Regions from separate parts of the Mus musculus genome. Here region 1 is linked to region 2. The links are chromatin loops, found by intact Hi-C in ENCODE. Cell type or tissue: left cerebral cortex. All regions are shown on one strand. Each heading gives the region's core, and the rest is flanking DNA. Links, peaks and the distances in the headings are about the cores only. Region 1 holds the start of Hykk (hydroxylysine kinase 1). Region 2 holds the start of Ireb2 (iron responsive element binding protein 2).

Region 1 (8,719 bases), core at 351-8,350, 54 kb before region 2:
TACCTCTAGGGCTTTATCCAATTGGGCAGCCAGCCTTCCTATTTCATATAATTGCTGGTGGCTGATGGCAACCTCAGCTATTGGTCTTCCTGGGAGGTAAGTGAGCATTCTTACCAAGTAGCTTTTGACTCCAGATCCACTGTCTAGATGGAAGGGATGATACATCCTGTCAATCATTCTTGAAAAGACAATGAGAGCCGGGCGTGGTGGCGCATGCCTTTAATCCCAGCACTCGGGAGGCAGAGGCAGGCAGATTTCTGAGTTCGAGGTCAGCCTGGTCTACAAAGTGAGCTCCAGGACAGCCAGGGCTATACAGAGAAACCCTGTCTCAAAAAAAAAAAAAAAAAAAAACCAAAAAACCAAAAAACAAAAAGAAAAGACAATGAGAACTTGCAGCCTTGCATACACGTGCTGTGTCCGAGGTCACATGCATAGTAATGACAAACTGGCGTTTTAAATGCTTGATTGCTAGTTTCATGTTCTTTCTATTTCTACTACAAACACAGCAGCCAGTCTAATAAATACAAATACATTCTTGAGGCTGGAGAAGTGAATTTGCCGAGTGCTTGCCTAGCTCGTGCAAGGGCCTGGGTTCAATTCCTAACAACACATATAATCTTTTTGTGTTAAATAAGAATAGAACATGTCCTCCTGGTGTTCACAGGTCCCTTAGTTATTATGTATCAGGACATTTAGAAACATAAAATTTACAGTAGGAATCTTAGAATACCCAAGATACAATTTGCAAAACACAAGAAAATCAAGAAGAAGGAAGACCAAAGCTTGGATACTTCATTCCTCCTTAGAATAGGGAACAAAATACCCATGGAAGGAGTTACAGAGACAAAGATGGGAGCTGAAACGAAAGGATGGACCATCCAAAGACTGCCCCACCCAGGAATCCATCCCATAATCAGCCACCAAATGCAGATACTATTGCATATGCCAGCAAGATTTTGCTGAAAGGACCCTGATATAGCTGTCTCTTGTGAGGCTATGCCAGTGCCTGGCAAATACAGTAGTGGATGCTCATTGTCATCTATTGGCTGGAACACAGGGTCCTCAATGGAGGAGCTAGAGAAAGTACCCAAGGAGCTGTAGGGGTCTGCAACCCTATAGGTGGAACACCAATATGAAGTAACTAGTACCTCCAGAGCTCATGTCTCTAGCTGCATATGTAGCAGAAGATGACCTAGCCGGCCATCATTGGGAAGAGAGGCCCCTTGGTCTTGCAAACTTTATATGCCCCAGTACAGGGGAACGCCAGGGCAGGAAGTGGGAGTGGGTGGGTAGGGGAGCAGGGCGGGGGGAGGGTATAGGGGACTTTCAGGATAGCATTTGAAATGTAAATGAAGAAAATATCTAATAAAAATTTGAAAAAATTTTTACAGTAGATCTCAACTAAAACCATGTTCAAACTATATCTCCACTTTGAGTTATGAACTTGTTTTAGACACTGCGCTTCTACCTGTAGCCAAAATATAGTAATATGAATGTATAGGAAATCTCTTACCAATGGATATGAGAGAGATGGTGTTGTCCCCTTTAGTTCGGCATACGGAGGCTGTTGGGAATCCAGCTGCTCTCAGGAACATGATGACATGGTTCTGCATTTCAATCAGCTCTGGAGTTTGGCTAGACTCCGTATTGCTTATTTTGAGGACATATTCAACTGGGTCATCTGTAGTCTCTTTGCCTCTTGCAATGTGAACACGAAAGTTTTGGTCCTCATAGCTAGGGAGTGGCTGGATCTTGGAAACTTTGAACCCAAATACCGATTCTACCAGTGCAGAGGCTTGTGCCTCAGTAAAAACGGGCTTGGCAGAAGCCTGTGACTGCCAGCCAGCTCCACTTGACATTATGTCTAGGGGAAAAAATAAGAGCCAGGCATATTACAATGACAGTTGTTTGAATGATTATTCTCAGACAGACCATATTTTCCTATATTGAGTCTATGCTTCTTGATTTTTATTTATAAAGTTTAAATGATCAATTAGTGAATAAGGTGAAGAAGCAGATGACCTGGAGCTGGAGAGGTAGATCTGCAGTTAAGAGCACTTGCTGCTCTTGTAGAAGGCCTGAATTTGGTCCCCAGCTTTCACATTGTGTGGCTTACATCGCCTGTAACTCCAGTTCCAGGGGACTCCTCTGTGCCCTTCCCCCAGCCTTGAGCGGGCCAAATAGATCTTAAGTGTTTGCCACAGTTGGACCTCGACCCAGGAGGAGTCTTCTGCCTTGCCCTTGCCGCACCTGCAATTTCCTACAGGAGCAGACTGCCCAGTGAGTTGCTTTGCAACATTCAGCTGAAACAAAGGATGGGGTCTGTGGGCTTTCCCTATATAAATGCATTCTCAAAATTAAACTTTGAGCCTTGAGCAGAAACTTTGTTTTGGCTTCATCCTTCTCTTGCACCCCATTCCTTTCATTTCCATCCCCCCTTGCAGGTAACCCAGTTAATCTATGACCGCTGGACAGCTACACTCTGTGCTACATCTGCAGTTACATGTGCACCATACCCGCACAGAGACATTTAAAAATTAAAATAACCTTTAAAAAATTGATGTTCTGTCAGGGGATAATGGTCCATGCCATTATAATCCCAGCACCTGGAAGGCAGAGGCTGGGAGACTATTTCAAATTCCAGGGCAGCTTGGTCTACCTAGCAAGTTCTAGGCTGGCCAGGCAATATAGAGAGACCTGGTATCAAATAAAACAAACAAAATAGAAGTAGATATGTTAGATGAATAAAAATCCTGGGCCATAAGTTATTTATAAATTTCCCTCACAACTTGAAGGTACAGTTCTATGGACAAACGCGGGTCAGAGAAGCACTTTGTTATATTATCTAATCCAATCTTTTCTCTCGTCTGCCAACTTTACAGAGAAACATAGGTCCAAAGACATTAAGAGATGTGTCCAAAACTAATATTCAGTTCCACTGAGACCTCAGCTCTGAGGGCTTGGAAGATGGCACACTTCGGATGGTGGCCAATGTGTAAGTATGGAAACTGGAGTTTGGAACTATAGCAACCACGGGAATGCCAGGCTTAGCGGCACATGCCTACAATTCCGAGTTGTATTCTTTTATGTTTGTTTTCGGTTTTTGAGTAGCATGGGCTGGACTTAAACGTATTAGATAGCCTTCAATTTCTGATCCTCCTGCCTCTACCTCCCATGTACCACCATGCTTGGCTTATTTGGCGCTAGGGATCAAACTCGGGACCTCGCGCATGTTAGGCAAGGTCTCTACGAAGTAAAACATGTGCCCAACCAAGCTGTTGTATTCTTGACAAACACTTCTCATGTTTACCTTCTGACCACAGTATTTGCTTTCAGAAGCCAATTAAGCCCTTCAGGTGTTGACACTAAACTTATGATCACAAAGACTAAACAGGGCTTCAAAAGAATCTTTGCACCTGAAACTTCTGGAAACTGATACATCCTGTTACACTGCTTTTGGCTCTAAGACTTTACAAGGAATTTTAAACATTCCTTCTGAATATATTTATAGAATAAGGCTAGTGCTCAGGATGTAATGTGAACTGAAACCCTAACTCCAAGATGAAATCCTCTCAGGTCTGAAAGAATTTAAGGGTATTAAAAACAACAGTGAGCTTGATAGGGATTTGACAGGGAGCTGGGTGTGGTAGCTCACATCTGCTATCCTGCCAATCCAGAGACAGGACAATAAGATTGCTGCTAGTTGAAGGTCAGTCCAGACTACCTATTGAGTTCCAAGCTAGCCCCGGCTACTGTGAGAGACTTTGTCTCAAAAAGAAAAAGCTATTAAAATTGAAGACTGTTGAAGGCAATTGGTGAAGGCCAATCTCCAGAAAACATCCCCATGTCCTTAAAGGGGGCTTGTTAATTATCTCTTTGAAGAGTCCTATTTGTTAAAGCAAAGTCCTGTTTACAAAGTACTGTTGGCAGGTCTGGTCACAGGACAACCTGGTACCAAACAGTTACTGAGCTGTGAAAAGTCCTAGCACCAGCTGGGCAGCCAACCTCCGTAACTTTAGCCACACTGCCTCTAAAAGAGTTCAACGAAGAATTTTGAGCCTTTTTGCTGAATATAGAAAGAACTCCACAACCTGAAAAAAAAGGACACACATTGAAACATGCTACTGAAAGCAAATACACATAAAGAAAAAACTTAAAAAATAAAAATAGAACAACAGAGACATCCATTTTCATCAAATGCGCCCCATGTGTGGAGAGAGTGGAGAGCGAATCGAAATCTATATAGATGTTAGTATACTTCTTGTCAACAATATTTAGAGCCGGAAACAAACAAACAAACAAACAAACAAAAACAACCTCAAACAGTAAGGACTTCTAAGCAGGAGGTTTGCACCAGACTCCATAATTTTTCGCTGCATGAGAGGGGAATGGAGAGGGAGTGGATCTTACACTCTGCACTTGGTGAAAAGTACACAAGAATAAAATAATAATAATACATAAACTAGTCTTTCCTCTCACCTTCTCCTAAAGTGTTACAAAGTCTTTGTGACTTCTGCCTTAGCACTTTCTCCACGTCTGTCTTCGACGACCCCTCTGCTGTGAGCTTCCAGGCTTGGGAAGCAGGCAGTGATGTTCCCTGCACTTATTTCGTGAGTTGCCTCCACTCACAGCTCACGGGCTGCAGGAACTCTACACTCCAAGGGCGATTGGAAGCAAGACTCACTTCCAGGGGGTCTTGCTGAGGAGCGAAAGACGCCGATGGGAGGGAGGTGGCCCACAACCCGTTCCCGGCCTGTCTCAGGTCCAGAGGAGCCTTAGGATGGCTTCCACCCCCAAACCATGCAGGCCCGCGGAGGGTGGGACCCTCAAAACTGCGCACTGAAATCTCAGCAGGGCTGGGGCTGGGCAGTGACCTGCCGCGTCAGCACGCAGTGAGTTTGAGGAGCGCAAGGGTTGCAGGAGCCCGCCGCCGCTTCTCGGGGATGTCCCCTCAGAGAGACCCTTGACTCGCTTCAGTCTCTTCCACCTCCTCTCACGCACAGCGACCGGACGTCCTGAGGCCGATTGCTCTCTCCCCTCAGTCAGCTAGTGGTTGCGGTGCAGGAGGTGGGGCCGGACCCGCCGCCGCTGCGAGCCCCGCCTTCCTATTGGCTCCTCCCACATCCCTCCGCCCAGTCAGTACACACTACTGACAGTTCTGGCCCAACCCTCTCCATCCCACCAATAGAGTTCAGAGATCTGGCTTCTGATTGGCTGTCTGGAATCCGACAACCTTGTCAATCTCGGCTCTCTAGTCAAAACTCGTTTCTGATTGGCTCTCAAGTAGCCAATTAGTAGGCCTTGGGGTTTGAGTGGTATCTGTCAATTCTCACCAGGTTGGCTTAGTCCTGGCAGCGACTTGGAGCACAAGTCTGTCAGCAAGCTGCCAGGAGAGATAGCATCTTGCCTTTCTTTCCTCACTCCATCCAGCTCTTTCTAGAAGAGAGTATCCTGAAGGCCATCTTCATAGAGGTTGACTAGAGGTTCATTCTCCCCAGAAAGGAATCCTGGTTCTGAAACTACAAGGATCGGTCCCTCTCTGTGAGGAAATGGGGCTCGCTGTCTTTGTACTAGCATGTCCCAATCTGAAAAGGCTTCATTTATTAAACAGACCTACACTGTCTGTGCTGGCGGGAACTGAAGTCTAAAGGGCATAGACCCTTACTTAACCAGACCGTGCTTACCAACTCCCAGTTCAGGATCTAGGCGGTAGCACCAGTTTTTAAGCGGGGTAACGAAGTACAATAGAGAGAGAGAGAGAAAGAAAGCAGCATCCTCAGGCAGCTTGTAGGGTCTCAAAGCCCATGCCAACAGCGACTCGTTTCCTCCAAGGCCACACCCACTCCAGAAAGGCCACACCTCCAAATAGTGCCACTCCCTGGGTCAAGCATATTCAAACCACCACACTAAGCCACATAGCTGGATGCCTTCCTCCAGCTAAGCAGGACCTTTTTGATAGACCAGAGCACTCCCTGCTGGAAGAGTCCTGTACACCTGTCACTCAGGTTTGCAATTTGCTCTCCTTATGTTATGGTGCTGTATGCATATCTCACTTGTTTTTTCTTGTTCTGGCATACTCATGGGTGCTATCGTTACTCTGATGATGATGATGAATGATTGTTGTTGTTGTTGTTTCCGAGACAGGGTTTCTCTGTATAGCCGTGGCTGTCCTGGAACTCACTTTGTAGACCAGGCTGGACTCGAACTCAGAAATCTGCCTGCCTCTGCCTCCCAAGTGCTGGGATTATTAACTCGGATAGTCTCTCCAATCCCCGTCAACACCTATCGTAATGAGAAATTTCCTTTGCCCCCTTTAGAAATATGTTTATCTGTTTTTCTTTTTCTTTGTGTGGGATGGGGGAAGGTGGGGAGGTTCGAGACAGAATTTCTCTGTGTAGCCCTGGCTGTCCAGGAACTCCATCTGAAGCCCAGGCCAGCCTTGAACACCTGCTTCTGCCTCTGGAGTGCTGGGATTGAAGGCATGCCTCACCATTGCCTAGCACATTTCTTTTCTAATCTTCAAATAGGGACGACCTTTCTGCACTTTCTGATGTTGGCGACTGTGACTTGAGTCTCCTGTAACCATGTTTGCTTTCTGAGGCCTCTCTGCAGTGTCTGAATTCGCTACACCTTCTCTCACTTTCCTACTGCTACTGATCCGTTTTCTTTCTCCTCACGGCCTGGGGAAAAAAAGATGAGAATGAGGATTGAATGCTGAAATTGTGAAAACTGAAGGCACAGGACAACAGACGTCACAATTGCCTTCTTTGGTTTGTACCTGCTTCCATTTCCCTGTACATTCTGCTTGCATGTGTGTGCCCACACATGTATGTGCACACACACTGGTGAAGAGGATTTTCCATCTTTTCCAGTACCTGATCTGTGCTTTTCCCCTTGAGACAGGGCCTCTCATTTGGAGTTAATTTTTTCAGTTGGGTTGGCAGTGAGAAAGCTCCAGTGATCCTTCTGTCCCTGACTCAGCACTGGGGTGGCAGAAATGTACACAGAAATTAATTTGGCTGTTTTTTTCATGGGTTCTTTGGATCTGAACTCAGGTCTTTATGTCTGGGCAGCAAGTACTCTTACCCACTGAGCCATTTCCTCAGACATCCCTGGACACTTTTTGGAACTATATTGCACAGTATAGTGATGGGTGTGTAATGCTAGCACTTAAGAGGTTGAAGCAGAGCAGGGCAGTGGTGGCGCATAACTTTAATCCCAGCACTCGGGTTGAAGCAGAGCAGGGCAGTGGTGGCGCATAACTTTAATCCCAGCACTCGGGAGGCAGAGGCAGAGGCAGAGGCAGAGGCAGAGGCAGAGGCAGAGGCAGAGGCAGAGGCAGAGGCAGAGGCAGAGGCAGAGGCAGAGGCAGAGAGGCAGAGAGGCAGAGGCAGGCAGATTTTTGAGTTTGAGGCCAGCCTGGTCTACAGAGTGAGTTCCAGGACAGCCAGGGATACTCAGAGAAACCCTGTCTCAAAAAAACCAAAAAAAAAAAAAAAAAAAAAAGAGGTTGAAGCAGGATTCTGAGTACATAAGGAAACCCTATCACAAAGGAGAGAAAACAAAAGGCTTTCTGCAACTTGCTATTTTTACTTTAAGTAGACATGTTCCCACTTATCTTCCTACATAAACTTTATACAGGTTAAGTTTTAGGTCTAGACTGTCTGATGTAGACCAGGCTGGACTCATCATCCTATCACCACCTTCAAGTGCTGAGATATGTGTACAACACCTTGCCCAGCTTGTGTACTTCAAATTCTTTAGGATGAACTGTTCTTTGAAGGTTCCTAACGTGTGGTGCCAAACCATTTTTCCCTCTCAACGTTGGATATATATATATATATAAAATGTGAAACAAAAACAATTTGCAGAGATTAAATACACGATCCTGTATTGAGTAGAGCTCAGTGTCAGAGCTCAGTATATACTAACTCCTTGTTCAACCTCAACATAAAATGTGTTCTAGAAAATGTGATCTTGTAGTTTTAAAAAACTATTAAAAATATTTTTGTGTAAGCATGTGTGCATGGGGAGGAACACATGCCACATCATACCTATGTGGTCAGAGACAGCTTTGTGGAGTGAGTTCTTTCCCTGGCCTTTACAGGGCTCTGGAGATAGAAGTTCTATGGCCAGGCTTGTCAAGCAAGCACCCTTTACCCACTGAGCCATCTCACTGGCCCAATCTTAGTTTTGTATTTCCTGTATTGATGTTCAAAGCTTAGTGGCAATACAATGGATAGAATCCAGCTGCTGTATGAGCAGACAATGATAACTGTAAATATCTGCTTTTTAAGTAGTGACCTACATTTCAAGTACTGATGCTGCTGATGGGACATGTTCTGTGAAATGTATCCTTTGGCAATCTCATTGTGCAAATGTCAATGCAAGGAACCAGATATATGTGATGTTACTGACTGAAATGTTTTGTGGGCTGACCATATCATGAACCTCATCTAGCAGTTGTAAGACTAATCCCAACAACTTTCATTACAATAGTTAAGACTAGCCGTAACTTAAAATTAGGAAGCAAAACTGGTACCAAATGATAAATGTACCAAGGCAGCTGTTGGTATGAAGTCTGGACATCTAATCTATCAGGGTGTACCTATGTTACTATTTGCTTTTGTGATATTTTCCTAGAATCTGTGACCTTTTTAGCCTTTGGATGCCAAGTTTTAACAAACTTTAATCACTTAAGTTGCTATTAGTAGTAGAA
Region 2 (8,719 bases), core at 541-8,540:
TAATGAGATGACCTAAAGGCATGAGGCTTCATACTAGTTAAAAAATGGACACTCTACACTAGCCCGTCTCTCCACCCTCTTCCCCATTGCTAACCACTTCACTCATGATTTTACACTGCTGCTCTCTGTGATTACCTGAGGTTAACTGCCACCCACATAACCTCTGTTCAATGGCAATTCAACTGCTTCAGAAAGCAGACTCTATTACAAGCAACGGAGACTATTCTCTGCCTTGGGAATATGTGTATTTTTAAACTCAGAGAAGACAATTACAAAGATCTCTTAAGTTTCTAGTCAGTATACTAAAAGGTACCAAAGAGGCAACTCAGAACTTTCCAAGAGGGAAATCATATCAGATCAAAATATAGTCAATGTCTCAGGAGTGTCCACTTCTCTACCCTGAATATAAATTGGAGAAGCAAAAGATACAATGGACAGAGGCAGGCTCATCTGTGATTGAGGCTACTGTGGTCTACATAGTTAGTTATAAGAGAGCTATATGGAGAAAAACCCTGTTCTCAAAAATAAATAATTTTTAAAATATTTTTAAAAATAAGATAAACTGGCACTAGAAAGGGGGAAGGGGAACAGTAGTTAATTGCTCAATTCCCTAATTCTATGTTTATAGGTCATCTTCAAGCATATTTCCATAAAGTATTCATAGAAATTATTTATTTTCAAGTACAAAAAACATCCCTATATATGTTCCTTACTAATCATTCAAATTTGTGTTAAAAAAAACTTTTACATGAAGATGTAATTTAGTTGGTAAAGTGCTTGCTTAGCAGGCAAGAGTCCTGGGCCCCCCAGCACTACCTAAATCTCATGGTGCAACACACACTCCTGTAATCTCAGTACTTGGGAAATGGAGGCAGGAAAATCAGAACTTTGAGGCCAGCCTGGGCTACATAGTGCGTTCCAGAATAGGCTGGGCTACATATGACTATCTAAAAAACAAAATAAATCAAACCCCAAAATCCCTTGAGGCTAGAGTAGTGGCTTAAATGAGAACGGTTCCCAATAGACTCATATAGTTTAATACTTGGTCCCTTGTCAGTGGAATTGTTTGGGAAGAACTAATAGTTGTAGCCTTGTTGGAGGTGGTATGTCACTAAGGACAGGCTTCCAAGTTTCAAAAGTCCCACTGCCCTTTTCTGAATTATGGTTGCCTCTTAAGGTAAGAGCTTCTCTGTTACAGCACCAACACTATTCATGTCTGACAGCATGCTGCTAAGCTCCCTGATAATGGTTATGGAGACTAAACCTCTGAAACTGTAAGCCTCAAATCAACTTTTTCTATAAGTTGTCTTGGTCATGGTATCTTATCATAGCAACAGAAAAGTAACTAGAATCAGGCTTTGTTTTGAAGAAAAGAGTGTATGAAAAACCTATTGTGTGTGAGAATAATATATATGTGTGTATGAATGATATGACTGTCTGTGCATGTGTGTACTCAAGTTCAATGTTAGGTTGTTTTCAATATTGCTCTCCACCCTAAGAGAAGCAGGGTCCCTCACCTAGAGAGCATTGCTGTTTTGGCTAGAATGGCTGGGCAGATGGCAAATGAGGATCGGTCCTGCCCGAGTCTGCTTGTGGAGAGCTGGCAGATACATGACTATGCTGAGCTTTGTATGTGAGTGCTGCAGGTCTGAACTCAAGTCCTCACGCTATGGGGCAAGCGTTTTGCCTACTAAACCAATGCCCCCTCCCTTTTTTGGTAAACAATCTTCTAGAACCAATACAAAATCATCATCACTTATGGGATAAAATAAATAATAGACATAAAATATTAAAAAATACCCATACTCTCTTATCAGTACAAATTACTGCAACAGAAAGAATGCTACTGTTGCCATTCTAGGGAATAGTTATTTTTATTTTTAAAGAGCAATATAGTTCTAAGAAAAAAAATACCTACATTGTCTCAAAATGCATATAGATACATATAATACATGAAGAGTATTTAAATTCATAAAAATCTGCAGTATTTATAAAGGAGCAATAAAACAGGACTAAAGAAAATCTCTCTCCAAACTGTAGAAGGCTGGCCATGAATTTTTTTCATAAAAGCTTACACCAGCAACCATTCTTCCAAACAGGTTTTCTATTCTTTGGTCTTGTTAGAAAAATTGCTCAACTGTCAACTAAATCAAAAGCTGTGCTTAGTGGGACCTTCTTCCCACTGCAGCACTGAGACAGAAATGACAGTTCAAGGCCACCCTGGGCCACTTAGGAGACCATGTCTCAAAACAAAAGACAACTGAAAATCAAAGTTAAGACTCCATCCATCCAATGGCCAGGTTAAGCACGTTCATTTTTCTGAGAATGCGATGAAAGGTTTGACCCCGATGAGGAATGTGAAAACGTTTACCAAAGTGTCAGAGAATCAAGCCTAGCAGTGAAGAACAATTTGAACCAGTGGGCTCAGTTGATGATTCTATTTAAAGATGATAAATATTTTTAAAGAATAATCAGAGGCTCTAAGCAGTAGCGGTCCCTGCCTTTGATCTTAGCACTTGGAAGGCAATAACAGATAGATCTTTGAGTATGAGACCAGCCTGGTCTACAGAGTGGATGACAGGACAGTCACATTCTACAGAGAAACCCTGTCCTGAAAAAAACAAAAACAAAACAATAACCAGAGGCACTGACCATTGAAAAAGTTAACACACACATTCAGTCACTATAGATTATGATGTTCTCTTTTAAAAATAAGATTAGCTTCTGGGGGGAGGGGAGGAGAGGCAGCATCTAATTAACTAAAAGTTTAAAGAAGAAATCGAGGTATGGTTTCTATTGTTCTCAACCAAAAGTCCCAAAGGAAGTTTTATAAAATGTCTTCTGCTCACCTTGACCAATGCACTGTAACTACTAGAAACTAAGCCCACGAAAAACGTAAAGCAACATTACCATACTTGGTGCCGCCAAGTTTAGGTACATTGAAGAACTTCTTCTGTGAATTGCCATTTAATGTTTCAATAAGGTACTCAAAGGTGTATCCTGGAGAAGAAAAAGAACAAATGCCTTTCATTAAATACATTCCATCAAATACATTAAGTACATTAACTACAGTTACCAAGAACCTTATTCAAAGAGAAAACACCCAAACTTTTGCTCAGCAGAACTCTGTGTGTGATGGAAAGCTGATGGGAATATTGCACATTTGCATTACCCTGCGGGGCAGCTACGAGGGCCACCTTGAACCATGGAGGCAGTGATGGAGGTGCTGACTGTCCCATACCACAGACACAAGACTCGTCTCCACGGGACTGCAAGGGGACAATTCTAAACCTCGACTCTTGTCAAACAGAAACTAGTGAGACAGACAGCTTTCTACCTTGCCTGTTGACACAGGGTGTTGTCACTGTATCCCAGAGTGGACTTAACCTCACTGGGCAACCCAGGAGAGCCTGCAAGTAGAGGCAATAATCGCCCATTCTGTCTCCTGAATGCTGGGATTACAGCATTACCCACCCAATGGCTTTTCAATCTTAGAAATGTTAAATGTCTGCAAAGAGACCATAAGAATGGTTTAAATGATGTACAAGCATTCAGAAATCGTGCCCTGAACATGCTTAAGTACAGAGATAATGCTTTGACAAAACCATTGTTAGAGGTTCAAAAGGCAATTAAAAATCCAACAACAGAACACTAAAGATGATTTTTAAAGTGACCATCAAAATATCTAGGTAAACTGGCACATTAGATTCTACTAAGAGATATACCCTTAATGGTTATGCACTAATTGAATATGCCCCCACTCTCAGTGTTGTGAGAAAGGGTGAGGTAGATAAAAATTCATTATGCGGCCTCATTACTTGGATGGGTGAGACCCTTAAACATTGCTCTAAGATCTTCTTCCAAAACCAGAAAAGACAAGCACAGTCCATTCAGAAAGAACAGTGTTTTTCTTTTGTGGAGGGAGGTGGATGGGGGAGGAGACTGCAACAAATGATCTGGGAACCGGCTAACGTTCAGCCTCGACAGCCCCTCCACTTCCAGGAGCAAAGAAAGGGAGATCCCAGGATGCTGGGTAGAAGGATCAGCCAGCAGAGTGAAAGCCAAACAAGGGAGCCAGGTCTTCCGACACTCAATGCTCACAAAAGGGGGGCGGGCAGAGAAAGACGTGGGCTTGTCCCTGCCCCAGCAGTTCCTCCTGGGGGCCTGGAGGCTGCAGCCAACAAGCAGCGGGCCCCGGCCAGGGGCGGAATTAGCGCTCCGCTGAAGAGCGGGACGCGCGGGCGGGGACGCCCGGCCTTCGCGGCCTCCGCCCCGAGGGGAGAGAACGACCAAGCCCTGAGGGCCCGACCGCCCCCCCGGGTGACCGTAAGCAGAGCACAGCGAGGGCCACGGATGTACAGCAGCGCACGCCACCAGCCGCCAACGCTAAGGCGGCGGCCGGGAACTGACCTGCACTTGGGGAGTCCATCGCCGGAGACCATATTATCCCTGCGGGGAGGGGGCCAGCGGGGGAAGGAGGGGGAGGCCAGGCCGGGAAGAGAGGGAGGAAGACGGGCGGACGGGCAGGGGAAAGGAGGAAGGAAGCAGTCTCGCGCAGGCACCGCGAGAGCCGCAGAGCTGGCCCGGGGTCCGCGCTCGCGGGATTTGCCGGCTAACTCTCGCGAGATCCTCGGACCGGCGAAACAAAGAAAGAGCGGGGCGGAGCCAGCGGGTAGGCGGGTCTCTGCGCAGCCTCTGTTGTTCTCCAGAGCTGGAGGTGGGGGGGCGGAACCCTGGGAGGTTAGTAACTTTGACAACGGGACGCCATAGGTTCCGTTACTTTCTTGTGGGCCCAAAAGTATACCGTGAGGTTTTGAGGTCCCGCGATGTCTGCAGGACTGTCTTGTAGGAAAGAGCCAGGATTGGGACTCAAGTTCTCCCTGCATGGTAAAGCCTTGTGTTAAGCCGTGATGTAATGAGGCGCCCACTCGTGCATTCTCAAGAGAACAAGGCCGGGTTAATGGGACACATAGGCAATCGACTAATTGAATGAATTAAAATGTCCATACTTTCCTATAACTTCAACCTTTCTCTTCCCAGGAGCAGTTAAACGTGATGGTGTCCTAAGTTTCTCTCTGGCCCCGCCAGGGAGAGTCCTTATGTCTTCCCTGTCTTGTCTTTTGGTTAGCGGACTCTTTGGAGTTGTCTGGTTTGCCCTTTTCTTCCCCACTCCTATCCCTTCTCAGACTGGTTTCCACTTCCAAAAATGCCTGTGATAAAGGTAGGCATAACTATTTGCTAATACCCCAGCTCTTGCTTTAACTGTTTGTTTAGTATGTTTGCTAAGACAAACTGTATTAGCTTCCATAATTCCAAAACTATTCTGTACTTCCTGGCCTCCAAGCCTGCTTCATCCCAGTCTCCTCTACCAGGGCCTTTCTCTGCCCAGCTATTAAGTGTACTGTCATTAACTCTATCTCGTGACATGAGCTTTGCACCAGATTTCATTTCCTCTGGCTCATTCATCTGTCTATTGGCTCCAGCTATCCGTTCATAAGCTGATGCTCTCTAGCCTACCTACAACTCAAACCCATCTCCTAAGCTTAGAGGAATATATCCTAACGCTTGTTACCACAGGCATCTCCTATGCAAAACCACCACCACAACCACTGCCACCCAAGCCAGTGACTGAGTCCTTATGTGTCTGTCACCTACACCAGCGAATGCCACCGCCTAAGCACATACCAGCACGCTATCCTTGGCTCCTCTCTTCCATTACTGTTTAGAAGTCCACTTGATCCACTGGCTTCCTGACCTTAACAACTGTGACAGTCTTCTCAGAAAGTCTCAAGGGCATGACTATTCTCGAAATCATCTCCATGAAACTGAAACAAACTAGGAAGGACACAGTAACCAAACTCACATACCAAGAAACTGAGTCTGGATTTGCGATGCATTCAGATGGAAGCAAGAGCTCACGTATAACTTCATTGTTCACGAGGCTGAACTGAATAGTTCTGCTTCTCTTGAAACAACACTCCTGTACACCGTTGGCTAACCCTTACTCACTCTTTCAAGACTTGGGCTTTTCTTTTTATGTTTTAAAGATTTATTTATATGTGTATCTCAATGTTAGTGTATGTCATGTGTGTGCAGGTGCCCAAGGAGGCCAGAAGAGGGTGTTGAATCATCCTAATTACCAACCTATCTCTCAAATCTCATGGTTTTCACTAGTTTGAGCTTTTGAAAATTCGTTTGTTGTGGTTCTGGGGGTTGAACTGAAGTCTTCTACAAGAGCACAAATGGCCTTAATTGCTAAGCAATCTCTCCATCCCCCCAGGACAGTCTCTCATACAACCACACTACAACAGTTAAATTCAAGAAATTTAGCACTAGCTGGGCGTGGTGGTACATGCCTTTAATCCCAGCACTCAGGAGGCAGAGGCAGGTGGATTTCTGAGTTTGAGGACAGCCTGGTTTACAAAGTGAGTTCCAGGACAGCCAGGGCTATACAGAAAAACCCTGTCTCAAAAAAAAAAAAAAAAAAAAAAGAAGAAGAAAGAAAGAAAGAAAGAAAGAAAGAAAGAAAGAAGGAAATTTAGCACTGGTACAGTACCATTAATATTTACACTTTATGCATTTGAAGAATCAGCCCTATTAATATTCTATAATCAAACATTGACATCATTTACAACCAAATTTTAAAATGTTGCCAATTGTTTCAATTGTTTACCTTGTTTTATTTATTTGTTTTGAGATGGTCTTGCTGTGTAGCTCTGGCTGATTCCACATTCACCAGACAACCCCAAAGGGACACTAGGCTGCCCACGCGTGACAAACGTGGCTCTGGCAGGGCCTGCCCTTCTCCTTCATTCCCTCTGCCTTGTAAAACTGTTAGATTACACTCCTAAAGCTGGCAATCAAGGTCTGTTCCCTTATTTAGCTACTTCTTCCTCCTGAGGCTGACAACAAAGGTCCAGCTATTAAAAGATTGAAGTCCAGCAATCAACAGCCCCCTTTGGCCCACCTAATTAACACGCACAATTAAATTTAAAACCTCACCCTAACCCAGGGTTTCCCTTTTCCCTTTATAAACTGTCATATGCCTAGGAGGCTTGTCTGTCTGCTCTCCATCCAGAGGCAGTCCCCTGCTCCCCTCCCCCACAGACATGCTCCTTTCCCCCTTTGTCCTGCTCCCTTTCTCCCCTCCCTGTTCCCTTCCCCTTCTCCCTGTCCTTTATCTCCAGTCTTTGTCCCCTATCCTGTCCTCTGTCCCTCCTTTTTGCTGAGAACTTGGTCTTGGGTGTCTCGAGCTGACTCAGAGGGGAAAAAAGCCCAAAGTATCTTCAAACTTATAGCAGTTCTCCTGCCTCAACCTCCCAAGTACTGGTGTTACAGCCATGTGCTACCACGCCTAGATAATATTGTTTTTCTAGAAACTTTTTCCCACTAAAATCCAATCCTGTCTAGTCTGTACTTAGGATAGTCTCTTAGCTGCTTATTTTCCTTGGTGCTGTTGGTATCTGTCAAAGCACATAGTTGTTTTTGCAAAATGTTCATTAATTGGAACTTGCCTCATTGTTTCTTCATGCTAAGGTTCATCAGGTGAGTCCAACCTTTAGATATTGCATCACAGCGCTCACTTCAAAGTTCATGAAAACTTATGCAACCAAGTTTTAAAAAAGTATTTACTTACAATGTTGACGCTCTATAATGGCAAAGGCTATAAACTGCCATCACCACATGAGCCACTGGAATGACTCGTACTGACCGTGTCTCAATGGTGTCGCCTGTGGCTTTAGGTGCATATGAAGGCGGGCACAGGGTAGGTAAGCACGAGGTTACTGCTTATAATAACATTGAAGGCAACCTCAATGCCTGCCAAAGGAGCACGGGTAAAAAGTACAGAATACTCACATAAAGATATGCTACGAGATGCTAAAAGTGACCTCAAGTCATATATATTAACTTACAGGTGAAAATTACATAGTGTCATTTGTTTTTTAATCATTTATTTTTTAACAATTTCGTACGTGTATGTAATGCATACTTCCCTTATCCCCCTCCTACTTCCTCTGAAATCATTGTTTTTGCTACCCATGTTGTGTCATAGAAACCCCGGGAAACTTATACTAATGCCTTCTTTGATTAGCCAGATTATAGCAGAGACAGTATAATTAAGAAACCTGGTGGTGGCACATGTCTTTAATCCCAACACTTGGGAGGCAAAGGCGGGCAGATTTCTGAATTCGAGGTCAGCCTGGTCTGCAAAGTGAGTTCCAGGACAGCCAGGGCTCTACAGAGAAACCCTGACTCAAAAAAAAAAAAAACCGAGAGAGAGAGAGAGAGAGAGAGAGAGAGAGAGAGAGAGAGAGTGTTAATCTCAACTTTAGCTCTGAACTTGGCTATATGATCACATCCCAATGAGCCTGTCGGTCCTTAAGCTGTGTCGATCTTTGTCAAAAGAAAAGTAAAATGCCTAGGTTCAGGAATGCTTTCCTGTGGTCTATAACTGTGCTTCCACTTTCTGATGTAGACCCTTCTGTTTGTCCCTTTCATCAAAGATACTGTGGTGTCCTGTCAAAGTAGACTTTCCTAATGTTGTTTGACCTCATTCATCAGTACCACAGTTTAGGTTCTGGTCATTTCTTACTTGGTATTAGGTTGAGCCATTGGTCACTTTAGACTATTGCATGGCTCAGTGGATAAAGATACTTACCATGCTAGTCTGGTGACCTGAGCTCAATTCCCAGAATCCAACTCCACAAAGTTTCCTCTG

Evidence for each region. Hi-C counts contacts between places; a loop is a spot of excess contacts. Peaks named below come from ENCODE experiments on the same cell type or tissue, not always from the same donor. Only the 100,000 strongest peaks of a DNase experiment are listed, where the experiment ranks them.
Region 1: it touches region 2 in a loop (2.0-fold over the local background); 3 of 42 quality-filtered maps call a loop at or near these places.

Annotation. Positions count from the first base shown.
Region 1 is chr9:54,913,619-54,922,337 of GRCm38, reverse strand. Hykk (hydroxylysine kinase 1) reads right to left here and starts at 5,048. Exons shown (of 5, transcript NM_177351.4): 1 at 4,480-5,048; 2 at 1,514-1,864; 3 at 4-143. The coding sequence starts at 1,859. In left cerebral cortex, for the core only: no CTCF peak of the experiment used is centred there; a DNase peak (open chromatin) is centred at 5,198; H3K4me3 peaks cover 1,302 bases.
Region 2 is chr9:54,859,588-54,868,306 of GRCm38, reverse strand. It overlaps Ireb2 (iron responsive element binding protein 2), which reads right to left and starts at 4,552. Exons shown (of 22, transcript NM_022655.3): 1 at 4,411-4,552; 2 at 2,911-3,000. The coding sequence starts at 4,429. In left cerebral cortex, for the core only: no CTCF peak of the experiment used is centred there; DNase peaks (open chromatin) are centred at 4,141 and 4,635; H3K4me3 peaks cover 2,020 bases; H3K27ac peaks cover 1,196 bases.